3 separate regions of the Mus musculus genome follow, and all the other regions are linked to region 2. The links are chromatin loops, found by intact Hi-C in ENCODE. Cell type or tissue: left cerebral cortex. All regions are shown on one strand. Each heading gives the region's core, and the rest is flanking DNA. Links, peaks and the distances in the headings are about the cores only.

Region 1 (5,360 bases), core at 66-5,065, 100 kb before region 2:
GCCAGCACATCTGTTTGCAGAGACTTTATGGTCTAATTACCCAGATGTTCTGTTGAGAGCTCTCCTCAAATTTAAGGTTGACATAAATATACATTTGGAACTAGAGAGAAAATATGGTATTTTTCATACTTATGTAGCCAAGTGCATTTTAGTGACAATTTTCATATTTTACACATCTTTTTATTGTTTGTATTGTCATTGTTCTTCCCAAAGCATTTTTTAAAATGTAATTTTTTTACACATGGGTAGCAATTAAAACATACATGGTTTTTGTATATTTGGAGTGCATGCACTTGTGCCTGTGTGCATCCATGTGTATGTGTATATGTGTGCACATGTGCACATCTTTCAGAGCACTCAAGTGGGGGTCATAGCATCAGCCTTGTCAGAAGATGCCATTAACCATAGAACCAGATCCCTGGTCCATGGATGGCAGCTTCAGAAATTGAACTCTAGCTGATAAGGAATTATCTTGACAATAGAAATGTTGATATAATAGATGATATTATATTAGGTTACAGTTTACTCTTATATAGCGTATCCCCAAGTAGAAATGAAAATGGGATAGAAAAATAAATTTACATAGGAAATTTCTTCATATTAAAAAGATACCTTTTAGGGATACATAAAACATTTCATGTTTATCTTCATAATCCCAGAACTCAAGAGACTGAGGCAAGATAATTATTGTGAATTAGAGGCTAGCTTCAGCTACATAGTGTGTTTACACACATACACTCACATCATATATATATATGTATATATATTAAAAGGCATAATTTTCTTTCTTTTTTTAAAAGTTAAATTTTTATGTGTATGTTTCTATGTCTATAAGCATTTATTTTACATGTATTCAAATGTCTATGAAGGCCAGAAGAAGGCAGTAGTTCTCCTGGAGTTGGAGGAGTCACAGATGGTTATCAGATTCCTGATGTGGGTGCTGGGAACTGAACTTGGATCCCCTCAGAGAGCATCATGTGCCCCTAACTGCTAAGTTAGCTCACTACCCAGGGGTTATTTTCTTTCAAAGTGATTCATTGCAAACCACAATTGTGTGCTTTATGAATAAGAATAAAACCCTCTTCAATGTACAAATGAAAAGCTACTGCCATAAATTCTACCAACTAAAAATCTATTTTTGTATCTCATGTTAGTTTGAAATCTTTGTAAAAGATTCCAGCTATTTTATTATTTCCTTTTCTTTTAATGATGACTTGAAATTTTACCGGTTCTGAGTGGAGAAACAGATTTTAGTTGGCTCAAAAATGGGTTTGTCTGCCAGCAAGATGACTCACTTACAAACACACTTGCCACCGAGCTAGATAGTCTGAGTTTGACTCCCAGAAACTAAGGTAGAAGGAGAAAACTGACTCTCACAGGCTGTCCCTGACTCAAACACACACACACACTTCTCCAGGGAAGAGCCCCCAAATTGGTTATCCAGTACCAAGTGATCAACACTGAAGTCACATACATACTATTAGCATTTTATGGGTTAAGCAGGTTGAATTTATATATTTAGGAATGTATGTATGAATATATATATATACACAAAGAAAAAAGGACATGATTTTGAGAGAGAGAGAGAGAGAGAGAGAGAGAGAACAAGAGCAAGCAAGATGGATGAGGTGGTTTGGTTTGGAGGAAGGAAAGAAGAGAATGATGTCATTATGTTTTAAGTTTTAATTTTGTACTCTTCATTATTCATTGAAGAACAAAACATGAACAGCAGGAAATGTAATCCAGCTAAAACCGGAAGTGATTTTGAGGTCAATCTCTATGCTGAGCTTTCCCGGTCTGTGTCTACTCTTTTCACAGCTGGGTAAACTGGGTTTTAAACAGCCCCCTGATTTGTCTTAAATCACACTTGCAGCAGCAATGAGTCAGATCTGCCAAACAGTTCCAGACTTACTATAGGATGGGGATCATCTTACTGGTGAGGTCCTTAGTGGGGCTTTAGCATGCCTTTTCTAGTTGGCTAGCTGGGAGGCACTGTTGTACAGGAAAAGCATGGAGAAGGGTGGAGGTGAGATCTGGCTTTTGCCACCTGGTGGCAGATCGTGGCAAATTACCAGCGGAATTAATGGGAACAGTGACCAAGAGTCAGGAGCTTAGAAGACATGCCCAGGGCTTCAACTCATAGTCATGGCCATCATTATGAGGAATATATTTTCATTGGGAATAATGTACTCTAGTGGTATGCTTTTAATATTAACTACATATTTTATTATTAACTTCTCATTGATGCTTTAATTCTCCATGTTTCCCTACATTCTCAGCAGAAGATCTCTTGGTATCCTCAGTTTCCCTCATTTGCAGCAGGAGGGAGAAACTGAACAAAGCTTTTACCGTCCACGTGCTCGAGAGCTAAAGAAAAATAAATATTGGCCCCTCAAAGGAAAGTCTTTCAGTCAGAATTATCTGCATCAGCCTTCTACAAGGCAGATCACCCTACAAGGCACATAGATATAGTTCCCAGTCCCCTAGTATGCACTCAAAATACTGAACCGAGAAATGATTGTCAGGAGTTGCAAACTGGTGGGGGCATGCATAAATGACAGTAAAATAAACATTTCCAAATGAGCAGATAAGAGTAGGAGAAAAGTCATTTGGATTCACACTTCATAGACGTGCTAAAGTCACTTCAAATGGGCCAGAGAGTTCAGTTTTATTGAATTGCAGTATGCTGAAATAAAATCTCTCATGAAAAACATCCTAACAAATTGAGTACAGCTGTGGAGAGAAGTATTTGAAAATTTGAGCAGCACAGGCTGTGAGCACAGAGAGGTGCAATCCATATACACTCAGTAAGATGAATGTATGAACACATATAGTATATTCAAACCAACAGGGGAAGAAATGGCTGAATGGTGGGAACACTTGACAACACCTGACTCATTTGCTACGGAGTCTAACCACACACAGATGTAGAAACCAACAGGCAGAAAACACTCCGTAGCTAATTCAAGGTGATATGGAGCAAGGCATGAAGAACATTGTAGAAAGGAAATTCATGAGGGGGGGGAGTGTTAAATGTGAATAGAAAGAGTGATTTCCAGGGTAGTTGGAGATGCATGTTCGGCATGAAAAAACAAGATATGATGTTAGTAAATCACTGAAGAAGAGATGTATCCCTCTCCCCTTCCCTTCCTTTCCCTTCCCTTCCCTTCCCTTCCCTTCCCTTCCCTTCCCTTCCCTTCCCTTCCCTTCCCTTCCCTTCCCTTCCCTTCCCTTCCCTTCCCTTCCCTTCCCTTCCCTTCCCTTCTTCCCCTTCTTCCCCTTCTCCTTCTTCCCCTTCCCTTCTTCCCCTTCCTTTCTTCCCCTCCCCCTTCTTTCCCCTTCCCCTTCCTCTTCCCCTTCCCCTTCCCCTTCCCCTTCCCCTCCCCTTTCTCACTGTATAGCCCAGGCTGGCCTCAACTCAGAATCTTCCTGCCCCAGCCTCCTAATGCTAAGATATACATGTTCACTTTACAGTGTGTTTCAGGTGCTTCTAAGATTCTCCACATCTCACTTCTGGAGAGGTGGCTCAGTGGTTAAGGGCACTTGTTGCTCTTGCAGGGTACTGGGATTCCGTTTCCGTTGTTACCTACATGGCAGATAACAAAGCCTTCTGTAACTCTAGTTCCAGGAGTCCAACACTGTCTATTGGCCTGTCTAGACACTGTATGGACACGGTGCATGCACATACATGCAACGCAAAACACTCACGTACACAATTCATAAATAAGTCTTTTAAAATCTGTACATTCTTTTAAAAATCTTTGTTTTAAAATATGTGTATGTGCATATATGCCATTGTGTGGGTATGTGCACATCCATGCAGGTACCATCAGAGGACAGAGGTATTGGATCCCCTAGAGCTGGAGTTATAGGGAGTTTTGTGCCACCTGACCTGGGAGTTGGAAACTGAACTCAGACACTTCAAGTACTGTTAACTTCTGAGCCATTTCTCCAGCCCTCTTCATATGCTTTAATCTAGTCATTCTGTTGGAAAGATACTCTAAAGGAATAAACTAAAAAGAAACAATATTAGTTGTATAAATATATCTGCCTTGTTTATATTGTATGTAAGCATAAAGAAAAAATGTATCCCATTCAAAACACACGTGATGTATATATGTATATATGTGTATATGTATGTATATACATATATACATATACATATATATATATACACACACATACATATACACATATATGTGTGTGTGTGTGTGTGTGTGTGTGTGTGAACATCATCTTTAGGCACAATAAGTTTATTTGGTCAGGGAAAATACTGAGAATTGTTTCAGTGTCAGAAGTGTGTGTGTACATGTGTTTATGTTGGGGCTTCAACCTAATGTCTGAGGAGTTCTAGGCACTAACTCCTCCATGCTACATTTCCAGCCCTGGTGACTCTTAAGCTGATGAAGAAGCACTGAGTGTGGGCACAGTCACAGGCAATGATTGCTTATTCGGGAGATTTTCTGTCTCATGGTCTGTAGTCCCACCATGGGCAGAGGATTAAGTTGTTTTCTGAAAGTTCCTGGGCAGAGAATGAGGCAGGCAAGAGATGGTGGAGAGGATTCAAGAAGAAATGTCTTGGAGCTGCAGGAACTATTTGAGGGGAATCGATAAGAAGCCAAGAGTTCCTGGAAGGACTGGGCTTGCAGTCACAGTCCCTGAATTTCTGACTTTGTTCCAGTATGAAGAATGTGTGATTCCTCACCCCCTCCCACGTGCTCTGTCACCACCCCAAAGTCACAATGTGGAAACAAAGACAGGGTGGGAGATGGAGTGGAAAAATAAAGAGTGATGTCACAGGTAGAAAGGATGCCCTCGAGCAAGGGAGAGAGGATTGGTGAACCTATTCACCAGGAGTTTGAAGTAACAGAATTAACAGAAAACCAAAAACCTTTCTTTTAAGTAGAAAATTAGCTGCTCATAGATCAGAGGGGAGGTTGAAGAATCAGGCTTAGAGAACAGAAGCCAAGGGACATGAGAAATCATCACCAGAAGGCCACCCTTCTGGAGTGGCTTGCCAGTGTTGCCAAGGGTCCATTTCTGGACTTCCCTTATCTAAACTATCATAAGAACATGTTATTAACTACCCATTGTCTCTGGTGGTCAAGAATTGAGTCCTCAAGCAAGAGCTTCTATTGTCTAACCTCTGGCTGACTGTCCTGTTTCTGCCTTCAGGAGACAGAATGGCATCTCACCTTCTTAGCTAGACCCCTTTATGGCATGGGAATCTCTCCCTCCCAACAGAGGTCATCTGAGGATTCTCCACAGCTAGAAAGGGGGCTTAGGCACAGAAGAGGAAAACAAATGAGGCATAGCACAGGGAACAGCAGCAAGCCTCTGCTGCTCATCAGGGGCCCAGA
Region 2 (5,360 bases), core at 221-5,220:
ACGTTTGGTTTTCTTATTATTATTTTGTCTTCTCAGTGTCACTTTGCTTAACACAATGGTCTCCAGTTCCATCCACACTTCATGCAAACAACACAAATTTGTTCTTAGTTCGGGAAATGCAATAAAAACAAAGTCGTCCTCCTCTCACTCCAAGGCTTAAATAAGACAAATCTCTGTTTAAAAAAATCATAAAGAAGTTCCTTAGCAGAAATTCAAGTTCCTCCAGGGTCAGCACTTCTTGAAATCAAAAATGTGCTCAGGGTGGCCTCCCTGCTGAAAACTGCACCCTGCTTACAAGCTTTGTCACTTTAAACTAGTCAATTGCTTAATGGTGTGAGGTTGACCTCTGACCATTCAGAGTGAGGCGCAGGACCCCTTTTGTTTAGGAATAAAAACCCTGCAGGGCAGCCACTGGGTGTGCTTGCCAGCTTGATCTGGCCTGGCTTCATACCCTTCTGCTGAGGCAAAACTTTTGGTGTTGCCAAAATGCTTTGGATTGTGTGCATTTCCCTGGGACCCCAGACCCCTTTCCGGCACTTAGCTCAGTATTTCCAATGAGTGATGCAGCTGGTTTGGTGACTGTTGATAATTTGTCCTTCAGTTTCTAAGCCCAGGATTCTCTCCTCTAATAGTTAGATAACCACATGAATGTTTGTTCTATTGCTTACTTTGTAGGGTTTACTATTGCTGTGATGAAACACTGTGACCAAAACAACTTGTGAGAGTGTCTTAGTCACTGTTCTATTGTTGTGGAGAGACACCATGACCATAGCAACTCTTATAAAGGACAACAATTTATTGGGGCTGGCTACCGTTCAGAGTTTTAGTTCATTGTCATCATGGCTGGAAGCATGGTGGCATGCAAACACCCGTGGAGAGGCAGCTGAGCGTTCAGATCCTCAGGCAGCCTTAAACCAGTATGCCTGGCTTGAGCTTCTGAGATATCAAAGCCCAATCCCCAGGGACTTACTTCCTCCATCAAGGCCACACCTCCTAATAGTGTCACTCTCTGGGGACAAGCATTCAAACACAGGAGTCTATGGGAGCCAGTCCTATTCAAACCACCACAGGGAGGAAAGGGCTTGTTTGGCTTACACTTCCACGTTGCTGTTTAATTATCAGAGGAAACAAACCGGGAACTCAAGCAGGGTAGGAGCCTGGAGGCAGGAGTTGGCCCCCAGACCGTGGAAGGGTGCTGCTTATTGGCTTTGTTCCTCGTGGCTTGGACAGTCTGCTTTCTTACAGAAACCACAATCGGCTGGGCCCTCCCCCATCAATCACTCATTAAGAAAAATGCCCTACAGACTTGCCTACAACCTGATCTTATGGAGATATTTTTTTCCAATTGAGGTTCTCAGACAAATCTCTAGTTTGTGTTGAGTTGACAAACAAAACAAAACAAAACAAAAAAAAAACTGGCCAGCACAATGTCTTTCCTCTGCATTCTTTCTCAGACCTTTCCCTTTGATACATTTGTCAGACTACAGGATGTGCCACAAATTGTGCATAGGATCCATAGTTCCTGTCTTTGACTCAAAGGGCAGGGCCTCCAACCTTCAGCTTCTCTCCCTGGTAATTCTCACATCATTGCTATTTGTAACAGAAGGGTGGAGGGTGTTAGAGAGGAGAAATAACTCCCCCTTGAGCATTAGAGGCCACCAGTCAGTTTACAGAAGGGGCTGAAGACCCACCCTCCATTCAGCTCACATCTGTCAGGACTGGGCTTTAAGGACCTTGTGTGGAGTCTCCACGGATTAGTTAAAACGAGGCTATTGGTTAGTTAAAAGGAAGCTAGTCAGAAAAAGGTACATTCCCCTTTAACAACTACTTCTGCCCTCTTAGTGCATGCTGTCCTTGAGCCAGGAGCTGAGATTAAACCTGCAAGCAAACACTGGAGATACATGGATCATGGTGGCCCAGGTCATGCAGACTTCATGAGCTCACTTCCTGGCCGGTGACATGGGGATAATACTCACCTTACCGAGCTGATGTGAGGATATGAAGACAGAAGTGACTGGAAAGTTGAAGAATTGTTCCAGGGGAGTGTTTGCAAGATGATTAAAACAAAACCCAGTCCAACGCAAGCAAACAACCAGTGTGTGGGGACGTGTTCCTCAATAGAAGTAGCTTAGACAGAATGGGATGGGGACAATTAAAAAAGTTTTTTTTTTTTAATTTATTCTCCTTAATGTTTAAACGATCAACCATGACTTTGAACGTAGCATTCCTTCCTAGACCACTAACGAAGGTTAATTAACTGGGTAAAGACTCCGATTGAGAAAAAAAAAAAAAACATCGCGCCATTCTGAAACTGCTGGTCCTGTCTGCTCTCCATCCTGGGCTTCCTGGCCTAACCTCTGCCTTCCTCTTCCCGCATCTGACTAGTCCCAGGACCCAGGAGAAGGGAGTAACCCGCCCCAGCCTGAGGCTCCCGCGCAGACCCGCCACTTGGCTGGGCAGGGTTAGCCCGCCCAGCAGAGGAGGCGGAGAGGGTCAGCAGTGGGCGGGGCTCGGGGTGGGGCCACGGCTTGGGCGCGCGGCTGACGCGACCCAAGGGTTTAGAGGGGAAGCGGGAGTGACAGGAGAGGCGCGGCCTGGACTCGGGGGCGGGGTCATGCGTGCGGAGGCGGGTCCAGGCTTCAAGGGACCGGGGCGCGGCGATCAGGGGCGGGGCTTCCGTGCGGTGGGCGGGGTCCTGGCGGGTCCAGGCTGAGCGGGTAGGGGCTCGCGGGGGCCGAGCTCCTGCATTCAATCCACCCGGCAGCCCTCGAGCTGCACCGTCTACCCCGACCCGGGACGCCGCGGCCGGGGCGAGGAGGGCAGAGGGACGCGGCGATGGCTCTGTGGGGACTCCCGGGGTCCGCTGTGCTTGCTGCTTCAGTGTTCGTGGGAGGCGCTGTGAGTTCGCCGCTGGTGGCCGCCGGTGAGTGCTTTGGTCCTGGTCGGGACGCCTGGTGAGTTGGGTCTGCGCACGGAAGGGAGCCAGGGGCTCGACGAGTCGGTCGAGCCCACAACCCCGCCGCGCCCTGAGTTGCGCGCGCCCTGCTGTGCTACCGGATCTGGCTCTGAACATCTGGGTGTCCCGGGGTGGCCCGGGCAGGGTGCGGCGCGCAGCGCGGCTCCAGTCCTTCCCCACCCGCCTGCCGGGGTCCCGCCTTCCCTCCCCGCCGCTTCTAAAAAACGGCGGGACCCCAACTCGGATTCTTCAGGATGTCGCTTTCCTGGGATGCCTTCTCCCTAGCCGTGGACCCCTTTCTACTGTCCTGGTCCTCAGAGGCCTCACCAGGCGAATATCTTGACACCCGGGATAGGGTTCTGCTTTCCAGCCTCCTTCCTCGCTTTATTTTCTTCTTTCCTTTTCATTATGTTAAAGCCTTGAAAGTGCCAGTCTTTGCAGGTGGTTATGGATTCTTTTAGTAAGTCGGGAATTTCTCACTCCTTCCCATACATGCTGGATAAATTAGGCCGGGAAAGAGGAAAGACATCTATAATGTATACTGCTTTTTCTTTGTATCAAATCCTGTCATCACAAAAGGAACCTCTGTGGTCGGGGTGGAAGCCACCAAGCCGAGACGCTGAGTGCTGTCTTCAACTACAAGCCATCAGCGGGAGTTTCTAACTGAAATCTAAGAGGTCTACCTTTTACTTAAGGACGCCTTTGCCTTGTGCTCCTGTTTTTATAAGGCACACACCAGGGATTCTTAATAATTGTTTCCCCCTCTTAATTGCCACCTCGCTGCAGTACTTAAAAAAAAAAAGTTAAGCCTTCCTGGCCGTTTGGGGTTACCACAGGCTGATTCTTACGTCAGCAGGCTCTGCCAAGCTTGCCTTCAGGGGTGGCTCCTCTTCAGGCCCAAATAATAAGCAGCTGGAAGGCTTCCAACGGTGACTGTCTTCTCTATAAAATATACGTGCTGCTCTTCTTTTTGGAGAATGTTCTAGTCACTCGGAGCTTTGGAGCCTGCTTCTCATTTGTCCTTTACTTTTTCATGGGCATCAGAACGAGCTAGCAAGGGAACAGGATAGATAGACGATGTGTCTCCTGGGTATTTATTAGCAGATCCGCATTTCCTTCAGCCATCTACCCAGGGGAAAGGGAAGCTGGTGACTCGTTCTATTGGATGGGAGATTTTCCCGTGCATCCTGGGCTTCTTTCCCGAGACTTGTAACTACAACATAGTTTCAACGTAGATTGGAGACTGCAGGTAGTAAGTGGTATCACTTGTTGCAGAGTTTGGAACAATAACAGAAAAGATGAACCTGGGAGCAAGATTGTTACAGTTTAGTAAGTGAGGCATGTAACCAGCCATCATCAGGAGAAATCCATTCCTAGAGTGGGTTTTTGTTTTGCTGGGTTTCTGAACAACATCCGGGTGTCAGGCCTGCAATGTGACTGAAGAAAGTTCTACGGAGTGGTGCTATTAGTAACCTTTTATGAGTGAAAGTTAGTGCTTAAAAAGAATGAAGTACCTAAGGTGGAGAGGATAGAACTTCCAGTTTGTTGGCTGGCTTAGGGCCTGTATCAAGAGATGAGCCTGGAACATCTGGCAGCTGATCTCTTTGGACTCCAAGTCCAGAAGTAGGAAGAAGGAGATGGCATCTGATAGAGACAGCCTGCCGTGTGCTTTAGCTGGGTGCTTCATGTGTATTTTAAAACTTATTCCTCATGACCCAAGATGTGTTTATTCTCTGTAGATCAACTGAGGCCTGTCATTACATAGGCACTGTATCAGTAAGCATTGGTTGGGTGGGGTGGGAGGTAGGGGGAAGGGAGAGGGGGGTGGGGGGTGGGGGGATAAATACAGCCTGTTTGGTTTTAAATTCATCATCTTTCTACTGTCCCCCATGCTTCCCAGAGAAAATAGAGGATAGGTCAGCCTCAGCAACCTGACTTAAATTGTAAGGTAGTTAGTTCTAAGATGCCCAAACATCACATCAGGAGTATGTAGTCATCTGAGCCATACAGTGGAGAACCGACAGAGAGCTTCTCAGAGGGTGGGTGGCAGTCTCTATCACTTCCTTTTTTTTTTTTTTTTTCTTTGAGACAGGTTTTCTCTGTGTATCCCTGGCAGTCCTGGAACTCACTCTGTAGACCAGATTGGCCTCGAACTCAGAAATCCGCCTGGCTCTGTCTCCCAAGTGCTGGGACTAAAGGCATGCGCCACCACTGCCAGGGCTTCACTTCCTTTACTGTAAGCCATCTAGACAGTGGCATTAGAAGCTACTTTGCAAGTAACAGAGCTGCTTTTCCAGGTCCTGCCTTATTTATGTCCTTGAGTTCTCTGGTGACTTGTCCTCCTTGGTCTCCGTTTCTTACCTCTCCTGTCACTGGGCACAGCCCTTGAGTAGAGAGATGGGAA
Region 3 (5,360 bases), core at 66-5,065, 120 kb before region 2:
TGTATGCATAGAGTGGGTGGTTCAGACAATTTAGAATTTAGCCAATCGGCTCCTCGTTCAATGAGAGTATGCTTGGGCCAAGGAGTGGCACTATTAGGAGGCCTCGTTGGAGGAAGTGTATCACTGTGGGGGTGGGCTTTGGGGGATCTTCCTCCTAGATGCCTGGAAGACAGCTTCTGTTTGCCTGCAGAACAAGATGTAGAACTCTTAGCTCCTTCACTAGCACAGTGCCTGCCTACATGCGGCCATGCTTCCTATTATGATGATAATGGACTGAACCTCTGAAACTGTAAGCCAGCCCCAATTAAATGTCCTTTATAAGAGTTGCCTTGGTTATGGTGTCTCTTCACAGCAACAACTAACTCTACCCTAGCTAAAGCAGAATGAATGAGGAAGGTACTTTCAGCCTCTGGCCTCTCTGCACAAACATGCACCACAGGTGCCCACACAGCTACACACAAGCACATGAACACAGACACAGCCATACACCACAAAGACACACCTCGGATTGGGAAAAGAACATTGAAGCATCTCCAGAGGAGAAAAGGACAAGTTTCCACGGAGGTACCGTGGACATCCAAGACAGATTCCATGTTCTACAGTAATTACATTTTCTGCTCACTTCTGAGCCCATCTGTGAAGTACCTTCTGAAGACCAATAGATCCCAGGCTCTGATGGGATCAAAGGGTCCCTCCTTTGATGGATCCATAATATGCCGGGATTATGAGGAGGTGACAAATGGTGGGAACTGGGAGCAAGTTGGAGAATCGAGGATACTGGGACTTGTCACAGGATGGTATATTTCCTCAATGGCCTCTTCCTGTATTCCCCCTTTCTCTGCTCCTTAGCCAACAGCTCTGCTACTCCTTTCTACCATGAAGGATAAGAGCATCTCAGAGTGTGAGCAGAGCAGTTCTTTCCCGCCCCTTCAGTCTCTGTCAGACACTTAGTCAAGTGGTACAAGAGCCCAATAACACACACAAGACTTCTTAGCTGAGGTGTTAGGACAGCTACACAATGCAAGTTATTAAGTGATCAGAAATGGAAACAGTTTCCTCCCCTTAAACATCCTGGAATGCTTTATGTTTCCAGGAAAAAAAAAATCCACAACAAAGCAAAACAAAACCTCCCATGAGGCGCTAGCACTGCCATCCTGTTTCCAGGATGGCCTGACTATTCATTTTCTAGGTGTGAGCGAGCAAAGGCCTCTGCTGAGCCTTCCAGCCTCTATCCAGTCACCAAATGTTTCAGGGACCAACTATAGACATGCAGTACGGCACTACGGTACTACGGTACTATAGACCACGGAAAGCAGCAGAGACACACAGCACCAGCTACATAATTTTCAGGGGGGGCCAGTGCACAATTAGAACGAAAGACTCCGTGTTTAACAATAGAGAATCTCAAAGTAGTGCTTTAAAATACGGCTTGGGCCCTTCCCTGAGTACAGGTTCAGTGGATCTGCGTGGGTCTCACCTCCTGAAGTCAGCCCTGGATACCGACAAATTTTAAACAAACAAGCCTGTAAGGGATTGTCTTTCAATTCCAGGAAGAGCAGGGAACCAAAGGCCTGGGCTGTCTAGAGAGAGAGTTTGAGTTGCACTTGGGAGACAGGAAAGATCCGCTAAGTTCACACAGGAAAAACGACAAGAGAAATAAAGTCAGCAGAACACCGGCAAGAGGAACATTGCGGGAAAGCAACAGGACACGCGAAAGCACAGGTCAGAGAGAACTTGTAGAGGGCAAAGGAAGTGATGTCCGGAGCTGGCCGACTGACTAAGACATTACAGGGGAAAGGCGCAGCTGGGGCCAAAGCGTTCCCTGTCACCTTCCCAGTGGAGTGTATGTTCTCTGGAAAACTCCCTGTCAGCCTGGCCCATCAGGGACCCGGTAGTATCCATGAAATCAGAAAAGGTGGTCTGGACTGTGGAGAAGTCCAGGTCCCGGGAAAGGCGGGACAGAGCGGATTCTGAATGGATGAAGATGCTCAGCCCATCACAGAACCTCAAAAACCTTCTCGTGCGTGGACTACCCCGGGTCCCAGGCCCGCTACATTCACTCTCCACCCCACTCCCCGCCCCCCAGCTCGCTCCTCTACCGGGTCTAGCAGCCGGGCGAGCCACACAGCTGTCTCCAGTCCCGCAACAGCTTATGCCGAGCAGGCACCGTGTGGCGAGGCAGGGAAGGAAAGAAGGAAGCTGGGCCCGGCTCCCTGCCGGACAAGCCACGGCGCCCGAGAACCGAAGAGCCGGAGATCGGCCCTTACCTGGTCCCAACGCAGCCACTGCGCGGTCTCCTGGTCCAGTCGCGCGTCCATACCCAAGCCACTGCCTTCCGGAGCCGGTGTCTCTGTCGGTGTCGCCGCCGCCATCCCGCAGCAGTCACAACCGGGCGGAGGAGGCCGGGTCACCCTTCTGGAGGGGCGGGGAGAGGGCGGGGAAAGAGGCGTAGTCAGAGAGCCGGAGGGAAGAGGACGTGCAGCAGCCCCGCCCGGTTCCAGACTCGCCATTAGTGGGTGTGCTTCCCGGAGGGCCAGGCAATTGGGGAGTGCTTTGTTGTTAGGAGAGCTGGAGGCTCGCCTTACTCTAGTCTCCTAGGCCCTACATACCCAGGGTCCTCCAGCAAACATCAAGTATGCATTTGGTGCCCATCACACCTGAGATGCTAGTCTGACTGCGCTGGGAAGCAGAGCACATTGGCGCAGGCCAGTAGCCACATGGCAGAGGCAGGCAGGTCTCTGTGAGTTAGAGGCCAATCTGATCTACATAGTGAACTCTAGACTAACTAGGGGTACATAGGGAGATCCTATCTCAAAATGTAAATTAAATTAGAGAATAGCAGAGGGGGAAACAAATCTTGAAAAAGAAGAGCCAAGTGGGAAATAAATCAAATAGACCAACGAGCCAGAAATGAGATAACACTTGCAAAGACAGTTTATGTCAGAAGAGCAACCGGAAGGACGAGTTGTAATTTCAAGGCACCGGGTCAACTGGATTTTCACACTAGAAAATGTAAAAAGAATGTCGACTCATCCGCCTGAGGTCGCCACACACAAACGAGAATTCCAGGTCAGCTGGGTGATGTATGTGCACACCTGGCTGGGCACGGGGAAGCACAAGCAAGAATGGTTCTGAGCCGCACATGATGCCTTCCTCGCTCCTGCAGTCCCGACTGTTGGGACTGTTGTGAGTTCAGGGCCTGGCCTACAAAGTGAGTTCCAGTTCACCGTGGGTTCCAGTGTGAGATCTCGTCTCAACAAGCAAACAAACAAACAAACAACCCTAAAACGAAAGAAAAAACAATTAAACAAAAAAAATCCAAAGCAGTTAAGAGCACGGGTTGTTCTTCCAGAGCACCTAAGTTTGATTATCAGCACTAGCATGGCTGCTCAGGATGGTCTGAAACTCCAGTTCCAGGGGATCCTGCATCCTTTTCAGACCTCCATTGTCATATATATCCATGGTGCATAGACATGTATGCAGGCAAAATACAAACATACACACACACACACACACATACACACACACAACTTTTTAAAAGGTTTCTAGCAGATTTAGTCGCAAAAAGCTCCAACCATACACATCCAGATTGCCAACAATAGAATGGATAAATATGTAGTGGTATATTCATTCTAAATCATATACATAAATGATGATCGATAAGCCATGAGTTACACAGCCCAGTGAGAATGAAGAACTGTATACAACTTCATGGATGTAGCTCACAACCATCCCATAGAGTGAAAGAATTCAGACCTCTGACAGACATTGGGTCTGACAGACACTGACTAAGAAAAGCACAAAGAAAGAAAACAAATCAGTATTTTCCAGAACTGGATATGGGGATTCACTGCAAAGGTCACTGGGGGTTAAGGGAAGCGACTCTGGGTTTGTGATTTCCTGGATCCAGGTGCTCGTCAAAACTTAGAACCATGGTTACCAGCTATAAGTTATGTCTCAATTTTGAAATTTTAAAAAACTACATTTATCTACGGTGTGTGTGTGTGTGTGTGTGTGTGTGTGTGTGTGTGTGTGCTGTGCCATACATATGGAAATACAAGGATAACTTTAGGAAGTCATTTCTCTTCTTCCACCATAGAGGTCCTAGGGATCGAATTCAGGTTGTCAAGCTTGGTGGCAAGTGCCTTTTGTTGCAGGATATTTAATCATACTCTGAACTCTGAGCTTAAGTTGTTTACTGGAGAAACCTGTTTCTAGTTGTGGTGTGACTCAGTTTTAGCACACACCTTTACACCTTTAACCCCTCTGGCTGGGATACAGACACAACCCTAGTGCTCACCTTTAATCCCAAACAGTGAAGGTAAGGTTAGTTTGTAGAAGGAAGCACCCATGTTTGAAAGTGATGTCTAGTTGAGTGGCAGACAAAGTGATGAATCAGAGAAAGACTTGACAGAACAGAAGAGAGGAAAGAGAGGCTACTTAGGAGAGAACAGTGCAGAGAGAGAAGGGAGAGGGCAGGCTTACTAGGACAGTTATAGAGACAGGTTGTAGAGAGAGGGAGAACAAACTACACACAGGCAAAGACGGAGTTAGTCAACGAGAAAGAGCCACATGACAACAGAGTGTCAGTTAGTATGAGGCCAAGCCAAGCAAAAAGTCAGAGGCTGAGAGAGATGCCAGATTGAATCAGTCAACTTGAAGAGGAGTTTAAGCCAGAACAGCTGAGTCCAACCAGCCAGCTAGAGTTCAGACAGAGTGAGGAGGAGAGATCTTATTCAGCAGCAAGTCTCAGAGGCTGAAAACATTCTAGGCCTAGATAAGACTGTACAGAGGCTAGAAGCTTCCAGAACTGGGCCTAGGTTAGCAGACAGACAGGAGGCAGTAAGTCTCAGAGATGACAATTACACCAGGCAAATAAAAGATACTTTTACAGCCGTTACTTGCCAAGCCATCTCACTGGTTCATATTTCAATTTAAAAAATTGTTAACATACAAACTACAGGAGAGTTAATCTATGGACATTAGGGGACTGGTTATATTTGGGAAGGAGGAGTTTTGTGTCTGTTCTGCCCTTCTTCCCCACCACAGGAATCAATCAGGGCCTTGCTTGTGCTAGCCAAGCACTGAGCCACATCCTCAGTTCCAGGCCCTCTCTCTCCACCTTTTATTGGTTTTCTTTGAGACTGGGTTGCCAAAGCTTGTCTAAATTGGTCTTAAATTGCCTATAGTTGTAACTAAGGCTGGCTTGAAATTTATGATCCTCCTGCCTCAGCCTCCTAGAGTAGCTGAGACTATTGATATGTGCCATCGTCCCTTGCTTGGACCAGCTACTTCATGAGCTGGATGGAGATAATACACACACACACACACACACACACACACACACACACACACACACA

The links. Hi-C counts contacts between places; a loop is a spot of excess contacts. Peaks named below come from ENCODE experiments on the same cell type or tissue, not always from the same donor. Only the 100,000 strongest peaks of a DNase experiment are listed, where the experiment ranks them.
Region 1: it touches region 2 in a loop (2.5-fold over the local background); 8 of 42 quality-filtered maps call a loop at or near these places.
Region 3: it touches region 2 in a loop (4-fold over the local background); 6 of 42 quality-filtered maps call a loop at or near these places.

What each region holds. Positions count from the first base shown.
Region 1 is chr5:64,066,894-64,072,253 of GRCm38, reverse strand. No RefSeq gene overlaps it. Among named protein-coding and RNA genes, the nearest start is that of Pgm2, 23 kb to the left of the region's middle. In left cerebral cortex, for the core only: a CTCF peak has its summit at 2,015 (motif pointing left); DNase peaks (open chromatin) are centred at 1,295, 1,961 and 4,610; H3K27ac peaks cover 355 bases.
Region 2 is chr5:63,966,209-63,971,568 of GRCm38, reverse strand. It overlaps Rell1 (RELT-like 1), which reads left to right and starts at 2,672. Exons shown (of 7, transcript NM_145923.4): 1 at 2,672-2,923. The coding sequence starts at 2,836. In left cerebral cortex, for the core only: a CTCF peak has its summit at 2,891; DNase peaks (open chromatin) are centred at 2,622, 3,561, 3,820 and 5,206; H3K4me3 peaks cover 2,471 bases; H3K27ac peaks cover 1,484 bases.
Region 3 is chr5:64,089,996-64,095,355 of GRCm38, reverse strand. Pgm2 (phosphoglucomutase 2) reads right to left here and starts at 2,417. Exons shown (of 14, transcript NM_025700.3): 1 at 2,268-2,417. The coding sequence starts at 2,372. In left cerebral cortex, for the core only: no CTCF peak of the experiment used is centred there; a DNase peak (open chromatin) is centred at 2,449; H3K4me3 peaks cover 2,324 bases; H3K27ac peaks cover 1,080 bases.